Linked DNA regions of Mus musculus: all the other regions are linked to region 3. Evidence: chromatin loops called from intact Hi-C (ENCODE). Cell type or tissue: gastrocnemius. All regions are shown on one strand. Each heading gives the region's core, and the rest is flanking DNA. Links, peaks and the distances in the headings are about the cores only.

Region 1 (7,616 bases), core at 1,477-6,476, 76 kb before region 3:
CAAGGTGTGGCTAAGTAGGTGGCTGCTGGGTCACTGTCCACAGCACTGTGAGTTTTAGGGGGACTGGACCTGGGGAGAAACCCTGTTACTACTGTCCCTTTGTCCCTGACTCCCGTGACCACAGGACTTAGGCAGGGAGGTAGCACTTGACACAAAGCTGCTGCTATCAGTTACTTCCCACATTGCTGTGACTAAACGCCTGGCAAGAAGCACCTACAGGAAGAAAGGTTTGCTTTGGCTTATAGGCTGCCAGGAGGCCACGGCATTGGGAGCACGAGGCAGCTGGTCACATGGCATCTGAAGTCATGGACAAGAGCATGAACAGAAACTGGGTCAGGCCATAAGGTCACAAGGCCCAGTCTCAGTGGCCCACTTTCTCCAGTGAGTCTGCAACCCACAAACATTGTCTTAGTTTAGCTTTCATTGCTGTGAAGAGATACCATGACTGTGACAACTCTTATAAAGGACATTTCATTGAGACTGGCTTACAGTACAGAGGCAGGCAGATCTCTGAATTTGAGGCCAGCCTGGCCTTCCTCGACTTCCAGCAAGCCTGCTTCTTTCTGCTACTAAACACTCTCTTTACTAGAGACTCTTCCTCCCATGCTTCCTTGTTTCCTTGCTTTCTTTCTTTGATTTTTGCTTGTTTTGTTTTATTTTTCAAGACAGAGTTTCTCTGTGTCATCCTGGCTGACCTGTAACTCACTCTGTAGACCAGGCTGGCCTCAAATTCAGAGATCTGCCTGCCTCGGTCTTCGGAGAGCTGGGATTAAAGGCCGGCGCCGCCGCCTGGCTTAGAGTCTCTGGGACACTTAGATCCCTCTGTGCCTCATTGCTTCCTAGCAGCCCACGGGGTGTACGAGTGGCAGTCAGGATTGTGTTGCTGCCCTAACCTAGACAAGAAGGGGAGGGAGGCTCGGGGTGTCTTGTTGGGTGTCTTCCACTGGTGGCCATCACAGAATGGTTACTGACAAGATCAGAGGAAGCATATGTCACCTTTGGTTCTCTGTACCTTGTTGCCATCCTCAGCAGTTCAGTGGTGACAAGAGTAAATTGGCTCTCTTAGGAATGATCCCATGGAATAATTGCATGTAGAGTTGAGCGACTCTGGAGTTCAGGTCTGGCTTTCCTTTCTCAGATGCTTTGCCTCTCTCAGGATGCTCCCATCTCCATGCACCACCAAATGCAGGACATCCGACTCTCCTTTCTGCGTAGACAGCATGTCCTGCTCCAGGTCCATCCAGGTGCTCATGCCTTCAATAGCTCCTGCATCCTGGACTTTGGTGTTGGTAAGGATTGGTCCCGTTCTTTTCTGTTTAGGTACCAAAAATGTATATGAACATGTGTTTGCTTCCTCCTTACCACCTGTGGCATGGGGATATCTCCTTGAAGTAGTCTTTTAAAACTGTTCTCCTTTGCAGTAAGGAGATTAGCGTACCTAGAGTCCAAAGAAAAGCCTTCATTGTGAAATGAAGCTGTTCCATGGTATCTTTTAGAAAGCATGTGAGTGATGTTAAGGCCTAGGTAAAAGTTAAGGCCTAGGTGGATTTCCAAGTTCGAGGCCAACCTGGTCTACAGAGTGAGTTCCAGGACAGCCAGAGCTACACAGAGAAACCCTGTCTAGAAAAACCAAAAAAACAAAAACAAAAATAAAAACAAAACATGACTAATGCTGGCAAGGATAGGGGTAGAGGCACCTTTTATGCATAGCTAGTGGAAATATAAACAAGTTTACCACAACAGAAATCAATATGGAGGTTCCTCAAATAAGAAATAGAGCTGCCATATGGTTGAGCTGTTCCCTTCTTGGAAATAGAGCTGACGGCCTCTAAGTCACCAGACTTCACCCTTGCTCACCCTTGTTTGTTGCAATGCTATTCACTACAGCAGAGTTATGGAACCAGCCCAGGATGTCTGTTCATCAAGAGAAGAATGGATGCAGGACATGTTTCCATGGGAAGCAGCCAGCAGGGATGCGATGCTTCTGATTACAGCTAGACCTCACAGACTCTTTTCCCTGTTGCTGACAGTTGTACGAAAACCCAGCTCCCGGAGGATCGTGCGCCACCCGGTCTGCCTTAGAATGGAACGGTGCTTGTATTATCTACTTTTCCTTGTGCATATAGAGCGCATAGGGGCCTGCGGGTGTATGTCAGATGTCTTCTGCTCTCCACCTTGTCTGTCTGTCTGTCTGTCTGTCTGTCTGTCTGTCTGCTTGCTTGTTTGTTTGTCACACAGGGTCTCCCCCTGATCTCCGAAGCTCACTGATTGGCTACCCTGGCTGACCAATGAGCTCAAGGGATCTCTTTGCCTCTCAAGATGTGGCATGCATAGGACCTATTTTTCTCCCCCTGCCTGCCCCCCTTTTCCCTAGAACCTCATTCCTCAGAAAGGCGAACTTGAAGTAATTGTACGCAAGTTGCCACAACTTCTTGGTGAAGTTGGAGCTCCAAATAGAAATGTAAAATTCAGAGCAAAATAAAATTACTTTTGTTAGCACTTTGCCTAAGCTCCGCCCCACAGTTACCTGGCAACAGCTAGGTTGCCTGGCTTACTATAAAAGGGGCTGCTTGGTCCCCTCCTCGCCTCTTGCTCTTGCCTTCCTGCTCTGACTCTGTCCTCTTACCCCTCTTCCCATTCCCCATCCCCACATGCTCATAGTCAGCTTCTCTTCTCTCTTCTCTCCTCTCTCTCTCCTCTCTCTCTCTCTCTCTCTCTCTCTCTCTCTCTCTCTCTCTTTCTCTGCCTCTACTACCCTCTCAACTCCCCTCCCCATGCCCTGAATAAACTCTATTCTATACTATTCTAGTCGTGTGGCTGGTTCCTCAGGGGGAAGGGATGCCTCAGCATGGGCCCGCAGAGGCACCCCCTTCCCCTATACCTCACCACACATCCACCAAAACACATCCCCCCTCTCCTTATCTTTTAAAAAACAGAACAACTTTTCTTTTCACCAGAGTCAAGAGACAAATTGAGAGTAGCATGGGTCTGGGGGAAGGGCAGGGGCCTGGGCACTGCAGTGGTGGAAGACTTGAGTCTGAGTCAGATTGTTCTTGAGCCAGGGAACAGAAGATGTCTCAACCAGTGATGTGTTTGCCACACAAGCATAAAGAACCTAGTTTGGATACCCAGCACCCACTTAAAATGCCAGCTGTGGTGACACTAGTATTCATAGCTCTGAGGAGGTGAGACAGAAGGATCTCTGATCCTGGCTGGCCAGCCAGTCCAGCTGAGTCAGTAATCTCTGGGTTCAGAGCTCTAAAAAACAAAAAGAGATAACAAAAACATGCAAACAAAAACACAGAAGAACTGGGGAGATGGTTTGGTGGGTAAGGACACTTGTACAAACATGAGGACCTGGGTTTGCCTCCCCAGCACCAGTGTAAAAAGCAAGGCATGACTGTGGGTGCCTGTAACCCCAACATTGTGGGTGGGAGCAGATGGACCCCAGGAACATGCATCCATACACACATACACATACATGAATGTGTACACATGCAAGCAACATGTAATTTTAAAGTCTGTGCTATGTATGTCCATTTAAAACAGCTACAGACGCTGTTGCACTCCTGTTCTGTATTGTAGCGAGCTGAACCCAATGGACCTCAGAGGTTTATGGGGATTTTGTGGCAGGGAGGGACTTCTCAGAGTCTGAGTGCCCAGAATCCAGACAATCTGTGAATGCCAGCTGGCACAGGTTAATGCAGGTGTCCCTCTGGCCAGCAGGGGGCGCAAGTTCCCCGTGGCCCCGGGCCAGGCAGGCTCCCAGGAGTCTCTGGGTGGAGAAAGACAGCAAGAAGGCCTGAAGGCTGAGATTCTAGCATTTATTAATAACCCTCAAGGGGGAGTGCAAGTGTAACCACCCCCCACCAGGGTCAGCCCTAGCCCCAGCCCTGCGATGTCCTCCAGAGTCTTCCCCTGCTCTCCCCAAGCCTCTTCCTCATCTGTAATCTAGCAAAGGCCGGCAGGATTTCACGGCCATTATGGTTTTCCAAGGCCTCTTGGCCTGAGGGAGGCTTGGCCTCTGGTGTTTCTCAGGTTCTCCAAGCCTGTAAGCTATAGAGAGAACCCCATCAGTTAGGGCACAGGAAATGACAGATGTTGAAGAAGAATCATGATCCGAGAAATCAATCCAAATGTCCTCCATTACTAATGGAAATAAACAAATCGTAGACTCATCGTGTTGCGTGATGTTCTTTAACTGGTAAGAACTCTGTCTTGGGGCTGGGGGTGTGGCTCAGTTGGTAGAGTGCTTGTACAACATGACAAAGTCCTGGGTTCCATCTCCAGGACACATAACCAGCATGGCAGTGGTCATAGAACTGGAGGGGACGGGGCTGAGGGTGGGGGGATGGGATGAGAGGATCAGGTGTCCAAGGTCACACATGGCTTCCTTTTTGCTAATTTAATATTAGTTTCTTAATTTTTTAAAGATTTATTTATTTACTCTATGTATTTGAGTACACTGTAGCTGTCTTCAGACACACCAGAAGAGGGCTTCAGATTCTGTTAAAGATGGTTGTGAGCCACCATGTGGTTGCTGGGATTTGAACTCAGGACCTGTGGAAGAACAGTCAGTGCTCTTAACCGCTGAGCCATCTCTCCAGCCCCATACTTGGCTTCTTAAGGAAGCAGCCCCTGGGATATGTGAAACCCTGTCTCAAGGAAAAGCTGTCTCAGTGCTGGGGTCGGTACCAGCGTCTGCTGTTGTGGGTCCCTGGATGATGTGACTCTCCTTGACTTTGCCTCTTAGGTTCTGCATCTGTACCGCCCCATGCCTGGTGTCTAGAATGGCCTGATGCTCCATGAAGAGGGACGCGGCTGAGGGAGAGGAGAGTGTCGACATCACATTCAAATTTAGAAAGTGTTTGGAAGGAACAGTCTAAAAATGCTTGCCTGGAAGGGGAAAAATGCTCTGACAAAAAGCAAAAACGAGACATACTGGACCCTTGCTCCATTTAGACATCAGTGCGTATACCCATAGAACTGTAGTCTTAAGATTCATAATATCATAAATCTATGAGATGGTGCATCTTATAAGAAGAGGAGAGGAGGAGGGCAGGAGGGGAGGGATATACAGAAGAGGAAGGCAGCTAGATAAAGTAGGCCACATGAGCTCAGATGGCCTGGATTTTCCTCAGCCAGACTCTCACCCAGCTTAGAACTGGAGGAGGTAGCATTTCTTAGAATCTGTGCTCTCTGACTGAATTCCTCAGTTTATCCACTCATAGAATGGGCTGACGAATACAATCATTGTGTTCTCTGTGATGCCAGATGGAGCTCAGTGTGTGTGTGTGTGTGTGTGTGTGTGTGTGTGTGTGACTAACCCTGTGTCCAGGTCATTATAGGACTCACCAAGTGTGAACTTCCCTTCCTGTCCCCTAAGTCACATTGATGTGGGAAAGTCTCTGCTCTAGCTGTGAGCTAAAGAAGGGAGGGAGGGAGGGAGGGAGGGAGGGAGGAAGGAAGGAAGGAAGGAAGGAAGGAAGGAAGGAAGGAAGGAAGGAAGGAGAAAGAGAGCAGGCAGGCAGGCGGGCTTTGAGACAAAAGCCTTGTACTGTGCCTGTTTTTTCCCTGACACTTCGTAAGCAGTTGAAAGGTAGTGAATGGACAGGTGAGTGTTCTGCCTCTGCCCAGCTCCTCTCTGTCACTATGTGTGTCCAACCTCAGCCTGTGGACCACATGTGACCCAGGGCTAAGGAGAGCTACAAAAACTGCTCAACATAAACTCTCACTTCCCCTAAACAAGAGATTGTTTGAGATTTCCCCAAGGATTGCACAGCGAGCACTTTACCAACAGAGGGACCGCCCGAGCTACAGAGACTCTTCAGTCTGCTTAGAGTTGGCCACGTGTGCATGTGAGTGTGTGTGTATATATCTATTTATTACCTTGGCCACAAGACATAGCCTGATGTGGGGAATGTCGTATTCTAGGAACAAGCACTAGTGTTATAAGAGTAGAAGTCCACAGAGAGTCGCTCACCACAGTCCCGTTAGGGTATGTCCCCTGTACCTGCCCCCTTACTATGTATCTCTAGCTTGGAGTCTTGCTCCATAGACCAGGCTGGCCTCGAACTCACAGTCATCTCCCTGCTTCTGCCTTCCAAGCGCTGGAAGTAAAGGCTCTCACACCCAGTTCCCATGTTTATATGTCTTCTGGGGAGAGGATCAGGTGCATGTGAGTCCACAGGCCAGAAGACAGCACCGAAACCCCAGAAGCTGGAGTTATAGGCAGCTGCAAACTGCCCATGGTGAACTCTGTAATGCAAACTTGGGTCCTCTCCATGAGGCACAAATGCTCTTAACCACTGAGCCATCCCTCCAGCCCCATGGTCTCCACTCAGGTGGCTACCCACTGGCCCACATCCATTCTGCACACATCTCTTCCTCTGCTTCCTCTGCTCTGTGCCACAGAGGGCATGCTGGGTCTCAGTCGCCAACTTCCTTACACCCACCCTCTCCTCCCCCTTGTCGTTGATTACATTTGTGTTTGGGTAGTTGTTTTGTTTTGTTAGTTTGCTTGGAGCAACAATTATGTACTCAGCTGAACACACCCCATCCTGGGCTGGACCGTGGTCCTGTGGCTACAGAGTTGTGCAGCCACTGTGGCTGGCTGGCCTCTTTGTTCTGGAAGGATCACATTGCCCAAGGACTTTCATCTGTATCTCCTTGGCCTAAACTTGATCACAAGGTCCCTGGTAACTTCAAGAGTACCAAGGAAGCAAGCCTTTTTTAGCTGCCGGGTAGGTACACTGTCGACCTGAACAAAGTCTCTGTTTTATTCATAGGAACACTGAGAAAATGGATTTGGGGTAGGTCACCAGCAGGACCACTGTGGGAAATGAGGCCAAATCTCCCCAGGCTTTCAGAGCTGATGGCTCTGGGCAACAGCCGTTGACTCACTCTGGGTTCTCACTGACAGGCCATATTGACACAGTACAGCCCTTGCTTTATTTGCCAGAGAGGACTGACTGATCTAAAAGTGCTGGCTGCTGTCAAACAGTGCTGAAGGTAGTGCCTCTGCCCCAAGAGCTGCACTGTTCAAGGCTCTCCACGAGATGTAAGGAGTCTCCATGGTGACCTCAGGCAATGGGATGCCATGGGCAAAGTGCTTTATGAGTGAGAGCTCTAAGAGGCATGCATGGGGTGGAGGTCTGGCTTAGTGGGTACAATGCCTGTTTAACATTCGAAAAGCCCTGGGTTGGAGTCCCAGCACCACACATTAAGCAGGCTGTGGAATGGGGCCTGAGAAGCAATACCAGCAAAAATGGAAGTCAGACACCATAGGTAGTATCCCCACTGTCACTGAGGTACTGCACACCCAGAATGCCTACTTGTGTACCCACTCAGTGACCCCACCCCTGGCTCGAGGGCAGGGCTCCAGGGCAGCACCTTCTGGCTCTGCCCTCAGTCCCAGGCCAGCAGTGACAATCTCAACTCTGAGTTCTTTGTTTGGCTTCCGGTCTCCATCCACTGTGTAACCAGAATTCTGCCTCCTAGGCTGTGTGCTTTAAATATCTCCCGGCGGTTTCTCCTCTGGGGTAGATCCTGACTCATGCAGACAGCACAGTAAACTCCCAACACCCATCACTTAGATGCAACAACGGGTGCCGCTC
Region 2 (7,616 bases), core at 1,477-6,476, 89 kb before region 3:
CATCACAAATTACAAATGTAGTGTTTGCATTGTAATAGGTTCTGTAATAACAAATACTAAGCCTTTTTGTAAGAGATGAGCATGTGAGGATCTTGGAATGTTTGTATCTTGAATCTAATCCTCTAAGGATATGCACATATAGTATTTATGTATAAATGTGTGCGTTTAAATATTCCCTGTGTTTATTAGTGTTACATGTATTTCCTAGTACAGTTGGCTGTCTGTGTCCATGCATATTCAATCAGCCAAGAACTGAAAATATGCAAGCAAAACTGTGTCTGCTGAGCAGGCAGACATTTTAGTCGTAGTCTAGCTCTATATGTAGTCTTGTGTTGTAGTGGGTATTATAAGTAGTATGGAGATAACTTAAAGTATGTGAGAGGTGGGTATATATATATATATATTTTATGAGAGCTCATATGCAAATGCTATGCTATTTATATAAAGCAACTGATGGTCTTTGATTTTTGGTATCTGTGGGGATCCTGGAAGTAAACCCTTGTAGCCACTGAGGGACAGCTGTATACGCAGTGCTCTCAGAACTGTGTCTAGCATACAGTAGGTGATTAAACATGTGAATCCTAAGTCAGTTAGAGAGTCACTCTAGGATGAGTGGTGGTTGGAGAGAGGCTGTCGAATACTTAGTGCTGTGTCTAGCCATGGCAATACAGCCATTGCCAGAGGATGTCCACCACTGTGAGACACTGAAATGTCCTCTCTGTATTTACCCATCACAGTTGCTCTACACCTGGCTGCCAATGGGAAAGCTGATTCTGTGAAGCCTGAGGTGTCGGACTCTGGATGGAACCCGTACTCTCAGCCACAATGCAGTGTCACTTCAGTTAGGAACATTGTGGCCCCGGAGGTTGTTTAGCCCACAACCTGACAGAACCATCGGCTGACTTCTCTTCTTCTTGGCCAGTCTATCAGCAGAGGCAGTACTCATGGCTGGTCCTCTGTGGAGGGCTGCAGCCTTTATACAGAGACACAGAACAAGCCTATTGGTGGGTTCCTGTGCAGGCCTGTTTGGGGTTCAAATCTCATTTCACCTCTTCCCAGATCCCATAGTCCAGTGGCTCTACCAGTACTGGCCTCAGGGCCAACCAGCTCCTCTTTCCCCTCATCTGTGGAGCCTCTTCCAAGAGGTGCTAAAGGACATAGGTGTCCCTTCGGGTCACTGCTACAAGCCTTTTACCGCCTTCACTTTTCAGCCTGTGAGTGCTGGATTCCCACGGTTGCCTGCTGGGGCTGTGGTGGGAATCCCTGCCATCTTCCTGGGTGGCCCTGTGACCAACATTGAACACTCTGTGATCATACATGGGCAAAGAGTGGATTGGCAAAGCCCAGCAGGCACCAGGCTGAGAGATGCCCTGACCATGTCTCATAATGCCCAGAAGTTTGCCTTGGCCAAGGAGGTGGTATACCTGGAGAGTGGTGTGGCTGCCCTACAGACCCTGCCAGCCCCAGCTTGCCTAGCAGGAACATGGGCAATAAGTGTGGGTGCCAAGCATGCCCTGGGGCTCTACGGAGGCCCCATGAGCTTGCGAACTGCCTTTAACTTGGTGGCAATAGTGGTAGGCTATGTAGCCTATACCTTTTCCAAAGACTCTCTCACTCTTGCCCTGGAAGGCTGGCTGGACCGCCGCACGGCCTCTCTGTCTGCAGCCTATGTCCAGGGTGGAGTGGAATTCTATGAGAAGATTCTGTCAGGAAACTTAGCCCTACGCAGTCTTTTGGGCAGACAAGGAGAAAAGCTGTATACACCAAGTGGAAACATTGTCCCCAGACACTGGTTTCGCATCAACCATTTGCCCTACACCACCCGCCGGGACTCTCTACAACAGATGTGGAGGGCAACAGTCAGCCCAGGCCGCTTCTGAGAATCCAGGCAACAGGGCAGTCCTGGCTTGCATAGGCACTGCCTCGTGATGAACTTGAGATGAATCTCTTAGTGTGGTTGCACCCACAGCCCAGGGTCAGAAGAGTGACCGTCTTTGGAGTTAAACAATTCAACTCTGTCCTCGCCATGAATAGACTCTGGCTGAGCGTGAGTCCCTATATGAATCTTGAGTCTTGTTTACCTCAACTATGAAGTGGGGAGGACTGATTGTAGGGTTGTATGAGATTGTGAGCCTGAGGGCCTGGTAGAACGCAGCATAAATAAACAGGGCTTTCTTCCCTAGTGGTCTCTGAATTCCAGTGGACTGTGGAAGTCAAACCATGAGTCACCACCAGACATGTTTCTGATATATCCACCCTTTCTTTCTTGCAGTGGAGAACTGCCCTAATCTACCAGATAGCATATAGCTAATTTATCCCTTGCCTTGATCCTTGGACAAGAGACCCTAGCAGGACAAGGTGAGGAGACTTGTGATCACAGAGCTAGACCTAACTTGGCCATTCACATCATCTTCTCCTTGGAAATTCTCTCTTCCCTGGGCAGTCTTGAAGGATACCAGCCTGGGTCCAGTGTAACTCAGAGGAAAGGCCACACACCATAGGAAGGGTACTCTGGTGGCTGTGGTAGGCTGAAGAATGGCAGGGTGGGATAACCAGTGGCTTCTACTCAGACTTTGTATGTGGTTTAGAGTTGAGTGCACTGCCAGCCACGGGTCCTTTCCCCTGGTCATGGCAGGCTGAGCTCTTGAGGACAAGGGACTCTAGAGCAGAATACAATATGGGACTGATACGTGGATGGTGTTCTAGCTTTCTCTTCTGTAGATGTGATAAAAAAATACTCTGACCAGAAGCAACTCTAGTAGGAGAGGTTTACACTTCTAGATCATATCCTCCAATCCATCTTGGAGGGAAGTCAGAACAGGAACTCAAGTCAGCCCTGGTGTCAGGGACGATGAAAGAATGCTGCCTTCTGGTAACTCTTAACTCCCAGTCTCTGCTCAGCTAGCTTTTTATACAACCCAATACTACCTGCCTATGGATGCTACTATCCATCCATTAATAGTGAAGATAATCCCCCACAGACACACAGAGACCAGTCTTCAGTTGAGGCTTTCCCTTCTCAGGACTGTAGGCTTTGTCAAGTTGACAAATCTAACCAGGACAGATGGATAAAGTAGTTACTAGATGGATGGCTCTCCATCCAGGCTGACAACACTCTACATCCCTCAGTCACTGCTGTTGCTGTATGCTGCTAGCTAAGGGCCAAAAGTCCACATCAACACCCACATGGAAAAGTATGGACACCGTGGCTCCATCTTCTTGGCCCTTAACACTCTAACACTACACTATCTACTCTTAATCTTGCGAGGAACCAAGATGGTGGCAGCAGGCCCCTCAATTTATTTGCTCAAGTGCTAGGGTTTAAATATGGAAGCTGTGTCCCCATTGTGGCAGTGTTGAAAGTAGGGAAGCCTTTGAGAGGTGGGGCCCAGTGGGAGGTGATGAGGCCCTTTGGGGTATCATCTTCAGGAAGGATTTGTGTTGGCCTTGCACAGTGAGCTCTGGCAGGCACAAGTAACTAAAGCTTTGGTTTACTTTAGTTTTTGAGATGAGGTCTCCCTGTGTTGCCCTTGCCAGCTCAGCCTTCTGAGTAGCTGTTGCTGCAGATGAACCACCATACCAAGCACAGTTGTTAGAATAAGAGCAAGACCAGTGCAGAGTCCACACTGTGGTATACATCTGGAATTGCAGCATTTTGGGCAGGAGGATTATTAGTTTGAGGCCAGCCTATGCTACACAGTGAAACCCTGTCTTAGAATAATAAACATGCCATGGTGCCTCACACATGTGAACCCCAACACTTGGTAGGTTGAAGTGGTTAGAGGTTAACATGGGTTACGTAGTGGTGAATTCTAGGCAAGACTGACCTAGGCCAAAACCCTATCCAAAGAGCAAGTCCTTCCCCCATGGCTTCCCGATATTGTACCCTCTTCCATGACACCTTCTTCAAGGTGTCACCAGAGATGAGCATGAAGAAGAAGGTGATATTTTCCTGAACCTCCAGAATTATGAGCTAAATAAACCTCTTAAAAAAAAAAAAAAGATCCAGCCTTAAGTTTTTTCTTGTAACAGCTGAAAACACCAATACAGGAAGCTAGCCCTGGGTAGAGGAGGAAACTAGTCCCTGAAGTAGCTGCTTATTTCTCTCTCCTGCTCCTGGTCGAAATCTTAGTTTCCACTCATAGACTTTCCCATGTGTTTACATGCTCCCTGCTCCCACAGTCTTAGCTAATTTGCACTCTCTCTCTCTCTCTTTCTCCTCTCTCTCTCTCTCTGCATGTGTGTGTGTGTGTGTGTGTGTGTGTGTGTGTGTGTGTGTGTGTGTGTGACCATATTCAAAGGGACCTGAACTTTACCCTCAAGGTGACAGATTCTGGCTTCCCAGCTTCTGGCCCTGCATTCATGGGGTGTGGCCAACCTTTTGTCTGGAAGCCATGAAAGCCTCTTCAAACCTGCAGTGGGAGCAGATTTCCCTGGCAGCTGTAACTGCCTAGATCCATCCAGTCACCATATTCACATAAAGCTGTGCATGGGCACGGTGACAGTGCCCCCTGAAGCAGCTTCCTCCAGTGGGGACTGTGGCTCTGAAACTCCCTCCCCACGGGCCCAGGAAACCTTCCAGAGAATTCTGCTGTCTCTGTACTCTCTGATGTCACAAGGACTTTTTGGAGCTGGGAGATAGCTCAGTCACTAAAGTGTTTGCTTTGTAAGCTGAGGACTGAAGTTTGATCTGTAAAACCCACATTAAAAAAAAAAAGGCCAGGGTTCTAACTGGGGAGTCAGAGACAAGTGGATTCCTGAGGCTCGTTGACCAAGCACCCTAGCCTGTTTAGTGATTTCTAGGTAAATTGAAAGACAGTTTCCCAAAAAAGCATGATTAAAGATAAAATTGGGTTAAAGTCACTTGCCACCAAACCTGACAGCCTGACACACATACCTGACAGGACCAACTCACACAGCTGTCCTCTGACCTCACCTGTGTAATGACACACACTCACATACACACACACACACAAATAAGTAAGTAGGTAGGTAAATGATTAAAATGTAATTTAAAAGCTTTTTAAAAGATGGTAGCAAGGCTGGAGAGATGTCTCAGTGATTAAAAATCACTTGCTGCTTTTCTAGAGGACCCAAGTTCAGCTTCCAGCATTCGCAATGGGCCGCTCACAACCACCAATAACTCCGGCTCCAGGGGATTGATTCAACACCTTTTGACTTCCTTGGGCACCCACATACTTGTAGCATGTATAGAAGCAAAAATTAAAAATATATGTAGTGACTAAAGAAGATGTGCCCCACCCCATACAAACATCCCATCTCTCCTGTCTCTTCCCCCTTGGTCATTCATAGGCCCTCAACCTCATGTTCTCCTGCCTGGTTGTCTAATCTCAAGGGACCTCAGCTAACACTGTTGCTCCCTCATCCAGGCAGACATATGAGCTCCTAGGGCCTCACTCCTGCCCTCAAGTGGCTCTCAGTTCTACACTCACACCTCAATGATAGCGCATGAGACCAGAGCATAGGAGATGCGTGAAGGAGCACAGGAGAAAGGGTCTAATTCAGCTTGGATTGAACGTACAGAGAGGACTTCCAAGAAGACATGCCCTGTTCCCTAAATCCGAAAGACTGACCCACATAAGAATGTCAATGTCCATACATGACACTTGTTATGTGCCATGTGTTTTGCATACATTTGCTTATGTGATTCCTGCAATATTCATATTACTCTGTTGCAGTCTGAATATTTGTGTCACCTCCAAATTCATGCACTGAAACTTGAGTCTGTCTGCTACTATTAAATGGTAGGCCACTAGGGAGGTGTCCTGGTTTGCTGTGACCAGACACTAACCAAAAGCAGCTTGAAGAGGAATGCATGTATTTGGCTTACAGGTTACAGTCCCTCATTAAGGAAAGCCAAGGCAGGATCAAGGCTGGAAGCTGAAGGCAGGAACTGAACCTGAGACCGTGGAGGAATGCTAGTTAATGGCTTGCTTCCAGGCTCACAGTCACCTTTCCTATACAACACATGACCACCCATCCAAGAGTGACATAACCCATAGTCACTTCACTAATTAGCAGTTTTAAAAAATGCTCCCCACAGGCCGGGCTGTGGTGGTGCACGCCTTTAATTCCAGCACTCCGGAGGCAGAGGCAGGCGGATTTCTGAGTTTGAGGCCAGCCTGGTCTACAAAGTGAGTTCCAGGACAGCCAGGGCTACACAGAGAAACCCTGTCTCAAAAAAAAAAAAAAATGCCCCCCACAGACAAGACCACAGGCCAATCTGATGGAGTCAATTCTTCAACTTACGTTTCCTCTTATTGAGATGACAAAACCATCAGGAGTGGCAGCCATGCCCTAAAGGACTTTCCCAAACTACAGTAAACATGTGTGTGCATGCTTGTGGAGTCTGGACAGTAATGTCAGTTGTCTTTTCCTGATCTTTTCATCTTTACTTTTTGAGATAAGGTCTCTCACTGAACCTGAAACTTTTCCACTCAGACAGGCTGGCTGGACAATGAATATCATGGATTTGCCTGGGTCTGTGCCCACTGCCATTTTCAGCATTTAAAAAATTATTTATTTATTCATTGTATATGAATGTTTGCCTACATGTATGTATATGCACCATGTGTGTGTCTAGTACCTGTGGAGGCCAATAGAAGATGTTGGATCTTCTGGAACTAGAGTTATGAATGGTTGTGGACTGCCATGTAGGTGCTAGGAACTGAACCAGGGTCCTCTGTAAGAGCAGCAACTCTGGGTCATGCCATTAACTACTGAGTCATGTTTCCATCCCCATGCTCAGCATTTTTTATGTGAATTTTGGGCATCTAAACTCAGGTCCTCATGCTTGCATAACAGACACTTCACTGGCTGATCCATCTCCCTAATCCATTTATGGATTAGGCTTCATCCTGGCCTGGTACCCTTAGAAAAGCAGCAGTAGGCAGCACTGACCTCTTTCCTGCTCCTGCTCCTCTTGCCCCTGCCCCTGCCCCTGCCCCTGCCCCTGCCCCTGCCCCTGCCCCTGCCCCTGCCCCTGCCCCTGCCCCTGCCCCTGCCCGACAGTCAGTGTTCAGAAAGCATTTGCTGAATGAATCAACGGGAGAGAGACTGATAGTAGAAGCAGCATCAGGAAGGAAGGTGTATTGTAGCTTATACCTTCAGATGGTTTTTAGTCCATTGTGGCTGTGAAGGTGTGTTGGAGAAGCTCAGTCGGTAGTTCCAATAGTGGCTGCTCACTTCACTGGGGATGTGCTGGTCAATTCTGACAATCCAGACTCACTGAGGAAGAGAGTTTCAATGGAATTGTCTAGATTAGGTTGACCTGAAAGCATGGCTGTGGGGGAGTGTCTTGATTGCTAATTGATCTAGAAAGACCCAGCACTATTTCCTAGGTCACAAACTACGGCTAGAAAGCCAGCTGACAGCAAACAAGGAAGACTTAGGTTCCCTGTTCTCGAGAGACTTGTGGCTGTGCGGTGGTTTGAATGAGATGAACCCTATATTCTCAGGTGTAGCCTTCTGGAGGAAGTGTGTCACTGGGGGTAGGAGTATTTACTCATGGTCCTCTAGAGTAATAGAACTTAAGGTATATATATATATATATATATATATATATATATATATATATATATATATATATATATATA
Region 3 (7,616 bases), core at 1,570-6,569:
ATTAAAAAAAAAAGTAAGAAAAAATTTAAAATCTGTCTTCTTATAGGAAAAGCTTTAAAATTTTTATTTTATGTACATATGAATGTTTTGCCTGCATGTGTGTGTGTATGCAACTATGTGACTATGTGTATGCCTGATGCCTACAGAGGCCAGAAGAGAACTTTGGATCTCTTGAAACTGCAGTTGTGACCTACCATGTGAGTATTGGAAAACAGACACTGGTCCTCTAGAAGCCATCTCTCCAGGCCCCTCCTTGCAGGAATGTTTTATCAGCTCTGGTTAAGAATATTAAGTTTAACAGTTACTAGGATTGTTTCATTCCCTTGTTGTAGTTGTATTACCAGTTACACAGTTAGATTTGTTTATTCAGTTTTTGAAAGAATAGACTTTTAAACAGTTTGGCATTAGAAATGATTTAGTTTTAGAACTAGGTTATGCAGAGATACTGTAGTCTTGCAGTTCATGTAGTCCTGGACTGTCCAGTGGGTAAGCATTAACCAGAAGTGACAGCTTGAAATTCATTAAAAACCATTTGAGGCTGAGGGTATCTCTCTTTGTGCTGGAGCCTTTGAGTTCATATGTAAGACCCAGGATTCAGTCCTCAGTACTCATTAAAAGACAAATCCATAAGCCATATTTACCACATTTTAACTGTTTAGTCATATTCATTCTATTCCCTTAACAGAGGAAGAAATCATAGCTCAGAAAAATGGAGTGGCTGTCTCAAGGAAGCTGTGTTTGTTAAAATTTAGGATATTATCTCAGTGGCTTTCCAAGCATTCTAAATGTTTTTGTTGTTACTAAAAAGGAATGACCTCTGCAGCTGCTTTTAAAGCTCTCCTACAACATAGTAACTTCAGAATATCTATCTATCTATCTATCTATCTATCTATCTATCTATCTATCTATCTATCTATCTATCTATCTATCTTCAAGACAGGGTTTCTCTGTATAGCCTTGACTGTCCTAGAACTCTATCTATCTATCTATCTATCTATCTATCTATCTATCTATCTATCTATCTATCTACTATTTTCAAGACAGGGTTTCTCTGTATAGTCTTGACTGTCCTAGAACTCACTCTGTAGACCAGGCTGGCCTTGAACTCAGAAATCCGCCTGCCTCTGCCTCCCAAGTGCTGGGATCAAAGGCGTGCCCCACCACTGCCCGGCTCAGAATATTTATTTTAAGAACTAATAATTGGTATAATGGATGCCCTGTTTTTGCTGCCTCCTTCATTCATTTGTGCAACAAAAACATTTTTTGTTGTTGTACAATGACTTACTTAGGAAGTCAATTTAGGAACTTTTTTGTTGTTTTTAACCAGGAGGAAAAAGCTGGCCCCCTGTAATTCCCTCCCCCAACTTCCAACACATAGGAGCAGTGAGTTCTTTATATCTTAGTTTAACTTTTTTTTTTTTTTTTTTTTTTTTTTGAGACAGGTTCTCTGTTAAACCCTGGCTAATGTGGCTGGTTTGAAACTTGTTAATTTCTAGGCTGGCCTTAAACTCAGAGATCTACTTGCTTCTGCCTTTCAAGTACTAGGATTAAAGATGTTTGCCACCAATTTAGGCTAACCTCTTAATATGTAAATAGAAATGATTTCATTTCTGTTCTCAGTTTTCTAGTAGTGTTGAAATAGATTATACAATGGATCAAATAGTAGATTCTTCCATGGGTGACAGAAAAACACATTAAGAATGATTTTAGCTTGCAGAAGTAGAAGTCATTAAGATATGGTGATTAAGTAGGTCTGTATTCAAGTGCCTCTCCTAATTTTGCTTGTACAATCTTGGGCCAGTCACCTAATCCTTCTAGCTGTCATGCCTAACCTTTTAGCTTTTCAACAGTGTTCTCATCTCAAAGTATATGCTTGAGAACTGTGCACAAGACTCACACACTCACACACTCACACACACACACACACACACACACACACACTCACACACTCTCTCACATACACACTCACACACACACTCTCACATACACACACACACACTCACACACTCACACACACACACACACTCACACACACACACTCACACACACACTCACACACTCTCACACACACACTCACACACACACACACTCACACACACACTCACACACACACTCTCACACACACTCACACACACACTCTCACATACACACTCACACACACACACACACACACTCTCACACACACACACTCACACACACACACTCACACACATGTAAAATAATAACAAAAAACAAAACCCTCAAGGTTGTAAGTTTACAGTTTCGTTTTTGTTTTTTACATCTGTGTGTGCAGTTGCCTTTAAAGACCTCCCAGGAGAGCCATGGCCTGGAGCAAACTGCTGCAGCCAAGGGGACGGACGTTCTCTACTGCATCTAGTTGCCAACTTAGTGAATACCAGCAAGAGCAATACTTTAGGCCACTGCGAAATCCATGAAGTCCATGGTGGGGCACAGGCCTGCATAGCACAGTGTGGGTGGGGATCCCCTAGCAGCCCTCAGGTTACATGAACCTACAGATCCATATGTCATCTAGATGGCATCCATGCACCACCTAAGTTTACAGTTTGTGTTGGGTAGCATTCATAACTACCCTTAGCCATGGGTGCCTGTAGGCTGCTAGTTGAACATCTTTGCATCTGCAAAGAGATAAAAATAGTGAACTATCACTGTTTTAAGAATGAAGTGATAGAAATAAAGTATTCTAGTTAGTATCTAAAAAGCAATGTCAACACTTAGTGACATGAAGCAATCGCCATTTTATGATTTCTAGATTCGATGTGTGAGGAATTCTAATGTAACAGGGCCCAGGAATGATTGTTGTTTACTTTTCTACAATATAATATATGCTTACTGGGCTAGGAATACTGGGGAGTCAGAATGCTTGGGGAATAGAGGGACCCTTTCCAGGCATGCTTGTTTATGTGTCTCATGACACAAGCATAGGCTATAGATTGGAGCTCTTATTCATGAACTTGTGGCAGAGGGAGGGAGATATGCTAGCTGAGTTTTGAGAGAAGTGTCCTTAGAATGAGTAGTCCAAGAAAATCAGATAGAATATAAAGCCTCTGATGGTCTTAGAAGTCATTAAGGCATTTTCTTCAATACTAGCAAGTAACCAGTCTTCTGTCTGCAAGGCAAGCTTTATTCCTAACCCCTCCAAATTATTTCTAAAGTACTTTATATTGGTTAGCTAATATATGAGCTATAGGAGATGCCATGCTTTGAATAATTCTTGAACCACAGGTTACTTAGTTGATTAAATAAACAAATTAATCTTTGGCATCTGATAGATTGATTTCAGCCTTTAGTGGCTGGAACACTAGCTACTGCATTTTCTAGCCATGTAAAGTTGTCAGGGTTATGCCCCCTCTTTTTTCATCTTTAGAAATAAAGTTAATATCTCTCTATGACCATTTATAAGAACAGGTTGACAGTAAGTAGGTATGCATACTATATATATAAAATCTTTCAGGTCGAGTGTTAAAGCTCAGTAGATATATGTACCAGAAACTTGTTATGTTAAAGGCTAGTACTGAATAGGTATGCATACTATGTATATCTTTCAGGTCCAGTTTTAAAGCTCAGTATATGTGTGTGTGTGTGTGTGTGTGTGTGTGTGTGTGTGTAGCAGAAACTTATGTTTAAGACTAGTACTGAATATTAATTTAAATATTTATTTATTTGAGACAGTCTATCATGGAGCTTAGGTTGGCCTTTAGCTGGTTTTATAGTTCAGTAGAACCTAGCATTTCTGATTCTCCTGCTTCTACTTCCCAAGTATGGGGATTAGAGGCTTGGACTATCATGCCAAGTTCATAATTTAGGTACTGAAGTTTTAAAAGTAGCATGCTGCCCCCTAGGGACAACACAGTATTTAATCAATTGTGGAAATTTCTCATCTTTGGCCTGCATAAGCTTATGTTTGGAATTAGTATTAACGTTAGGCAGAATTAAGTTTTGGGTTCTTTCTTTGTTTGCCTTGCTTTGGTTTTCAGTCCTCTCCCCTTCCTCCCCTTTAAAAGAGAACTAAGCTTTTATTTCTATGTTTCTCAGATGAAGCTGGCTGAGTTGGTTGCTATGAGAGGATTAGTCAAAGAGATCAAATCTCATATCCTCCCCTGATTTCTGGCTCTTCTTGGCTTCAGCCTTGGTTAGAACAGCCAGCAGCAGCAACAGTGGTGGTGGTGGCAACCATAAGGGCAGCAGTCACAAATGCAGATCGATTGGCCAAAAAGACCTTGACCTTTCAAGTGGGAAGGTGTACTCAGTCTCCTCAAAGCCAGGACCTACTTGTATCCATTGACAATAGAGTATGGTACTAAGGCCAAAGTCAGGTAATCAGTCTGCAGACAAACACTGGCAACATTTGGACACCTTCTAGGATGTGAGAATGCATAGTCTGCTCTGTGATGCCAAGTACTTCCAGGTTGTAAAGGCTGCCGTGTCAAACATCTGTTGGATGATCAGCCCAGAGGAGAAGGGGGAAATGTTCCATGTTCACAGTGAGGCTTCACTGGCTACTACTTTGTCCTCAGTTTTTATTAGCTAGCTGTACATCACTCAGAATATCAATGGTACCTCTAGAGATTTTAGTGGTGGTTCCTAAAGCCTGGAAGAAAGAGGTTATCAGACCCCAAACCAGTGTGCTGAGCTGGCACAGTTACCTCACATGGGGTGAAGGCACCAGCAGCTGGCACCTTATTGGCCAACAGCAACTAATCTTGATAAGGTCTTTAAAGTCCACATTACCCTGGATATAAAGCAGCAGTTTCTCCAGAGCTTGGTTATTTACCAGACGCCCCTTCATGGCCTTGCACATCATGGTGTTCTTGCCCTTTAGTACCACAACCTTCCCTGTGGATCTGTTGCATCTTCTTGGAGCCCACATTGTTTGCTCCCACACTGAAACATTTTGGCTAATCATCCAAAAGTTGGATGATCTTAAGGAAGTAGTTGGACTTCGAGGTCGCTGTATCTTTCCTGGACATTGTGATGGTGCATCAGGGATTGCCACACAGGGTTTAAAGACTCTGTCACTCCAAAGAGGATAACTGGTGATCCCCTCTTTATTGTTATTATTGTTATTATTATTATTATTATTATTATTATTATTATACTGGCATAAGTAAATTTAGAATTCTCTCTTCTCAAATTAACTGAGTGGCTTTGTATTTTTATTTTCTTTTTGAAATTTTGCTAGCTTGCTATTTCCTTTTGAAATCTATTTAATTTGGGAATATGTTTTTTTTTTTTTTAAAGAATGGAACTCCAACCAAATGTTTATTTAGAATAAAAGATTAGATCATAAATGACGAAAGCTAATACTACAATTTTATTTTTGTTTTGTGGGGTTTTTTTGTTTGTTTGGTTGGTTGGTTTAGTTTGGTTTTTCGAGACATGGTTTCTCTGTGTAGTGTAGTCCCAGCTCTCCTGGAACTTGGTCTGCAGACTAGGCTGACCTTAAACTCAACAGAAATTACCTGCTTCTGCCTTTGCCTCTGTCTGCCAAATGCTGGGATTAAAGAGGTCGCTGCCACCACCATTCAGCTACATTTTTTGGTTTGTTTTGTTTTTGTTTTTTTTTTGTGATTCTCAACCTATGGGGCTTGATCCCTTTGGGGGTGGTATATCATATATCTTGCATATCAGGTATTTACACTATGATTCATAACAGTAACAAAACTACAGTTATAGTGTAACAAGTATTTTTATTGAGTTTAGTTTGTATCCTTTGCCTTGATAAATTTGTCCTTTTTGTGTGTAGGCTTCTCTTTATTAGCTCATATTATCTGTAAATGAAGATACTTTTACTTCTTCCTCTTATTTACTTTCTTGCATTAATCTATGACTTTGATGCCTGTCCAGGTTAGGGTTTTACTGCTGTGAGTAGACACCATGACCAAGGCAACACTTATAAGAACAACATTTAATTGGGGTTGGTTTACAGGTTCAGAGGTCATCAAGGTAGGAGCATGACAGCATCCAGGGAAGCATGATGTAGGAGGAGCTGAGAGTTCTACATGTTGTTCTGAAGGCAAACAGGAAAAGACTGTCTTCCAGGCACTTAGGACAAGGATATTATAGCTGCTGTTCAGAGTGATACACCTACTCCAACAATGCCCCACCTCCTAATAGTGCCACTCCCTGTTCCAAGCATATGCCTAAATAAAACTATCATTGATATGATGGTTACGGTGACTTTTTCATATATGCCCTTGGTTATATTGAATATATTATGTGTAGTATAATATATTCTTCTAGTCTTAGCCTGCTGATTGGTTTTGCACTGAGATGAACATAGTTCTGCACCTTCTGGCATCCTGGATTCCCAGGAGTGTGCAGAGAGCTTTTCAGTCTTGTGGGTAGATATATCTCCTTCTCCAGTCGGCACTGTTTTTGTTTCAGTCATCTTCTTTTCTACTCTAGTAGTTACTGATACTTTTGGCTGTTATGTTATTGAATAATCACTGTTGATAATTTTTCAAAAAGTGCTTGGATAAAAGGATGTAACAGTCAGGTTTTAGATAAAACAAGCATGCTATGCTAGTAGGATTTTTTTAGGTATCTGTTAAAATGGTTAGATAATGGTTTCTCTAGAAATTGGGACTTTGAGGAAGCGTCATGATCTTTCTTTTCTGATCTAGTGGTTGAAAGATGTTTCTATAGCTTTTACAATTGCTGGCTTAATGCTCCCCTTCTCTGACATTTTACTCCCTTTTATTGAGAATAGATTTCCTCACATAATATATCCTGATTACAATTTACCCTCTCTCCATCCCTCCCAGTTCCTCCTGATTTTCCTCTTATCTGGAGTCACATGTTTTTTTGTCTCTTACTAGAAAACAAACTGGCTTCTAAGGGATAATAATAAAATAAGATTAAAAACTAACACATCAGAGTTAGGACAAACTAACAGAAGTAAAAGAACTCAAGAGTAGGTGCAAGAATCAGAGAGCTACTTGTTGAAACACTCAGAAATCCCATAAAGAAAACTAAACTGGAAGCTGTAACATATATGTGGTGGACATGCTGCAGATCTGTACAGGCCCTAAGCATGCTGCCTTTGTCTCTGTGAGTTCATCGGAACATTGATCATGATGATTTAGAGAACCTTAATTTCTTGGTGTCATCCATTCCCTCTGGCTCTTAAACTTTACACTTCTTCTTTGGTGAGCCTTAGGGAGGGATTTGATAGAGATAACCAATTTAGGGCTGAGTGTTGCAATGTCTCTCACTCTCTGTTATTGTCTAGCTGTGAGTTTGTTTGTTTGTTAATCATCTGCAGGAGGAGGAAGCTTTTCTAAAGATGACTGAGCAAGGTAGTGATCTCTGAGTATAGCGAATGTCATCAGGAATCATTTTATTGCTGTTTTTTGTTTTGTTTTTGTTTTTTTGGTTGTTTATTTTTGAATAAGTGTTTGGTTTTATTCTAAGTCCCTTGGCTATCTAGTCTCTGGACTTTAGTGACCCAGGTCTGGTTTCTATCTTGTAGAGCAGGCCTTAAGTCAAATCAGACATTCATTGGTTACTCTCATAAGCTTTGTGCTTGGCATATACTGTCAGCAGGGCAGCATTGTAGATCAAAGGGTTTGTGTCTGGCTTGGTGTTTTTGTTTC

The links. Hi-C counts contacts between places; a loop is a spot of excess contacts. Peaks named below come from ENCODE experiments on the same cell type or tissue, not always from the same donor. Only the 100,000 strongest peaks of a DNase experiment are listed, where the experiment ranks them.
Region 1: a loop joins it to region 3, with 5 times the contacts of the local background. A loop is called at or near these places in 21 of 42 quality-filtered maps.
Region 2: a loop joins it to region 3, with 2.7 times the contacts of the local background. A loop is called at or near these places in 21 of 42 quality-filtered maps.

Annotation. Positions count from the first base shown.
Region 1 is chr1:119,891,308-119,898,923 of GRCm38, reverse strand. It overlaps the pseudogene Gm3551. Among named protein-coding and RNA genes, the nearest start is that of Gm28209, 7.5 kb to the left of the region's middle. In gastrocnemius, for the core only: a CTCF peak has its summit at 3,718 (motif pointing right); a DNase peak (open chromatin) is centred at 3,738.
Region 2 is chr1:119,904,276-119,911,891 of GRCm38, reverse strand. It overlaps Tmem177 (transmembrane protein 177), which reads left to right. Exons shown (of 2, transcript NM_175106.4): 2 at 738-4,002. The coding sequence starts at 945. The coding sequence ends at 1,880. It overlaps Gm28209 (a long non-coding RNA gene), which reads right to left. Exons shown (of 3, transcript XR_003948701.1): 2 at 7,126-7,248. Among named protein-coding and RNA genes, the nearest start is that of Tmem177, 5.1 kb to the left of the region's middle. In gastrocnemius, for the core only: no CTCF peak of the experiment used is centred there; a DNase peak (open chromatin) is centred at 4,452; H3K27ac peaks cover 195 bases.
Region 3 is chr1:119,815,135-119,822,750 of GRCm38, reverse strand. All of the region lies in intron 1 of Ptpn4 (protein tyrosine phosphatase, non-receptor type 4), which reads left to right. It also overlaps the pseudogene Gm8338. Among named protein-coding and RNA genes, the nearest start is that of Ptpn4, 18 kb to the left of the region's middle. In gastrocnemius, for the core only: a CTCF peak has its summit at 3,877 (motif pointing left); no DNase peak of the experiment used is centred there; H3K27ac peaks cover 1,164 bases.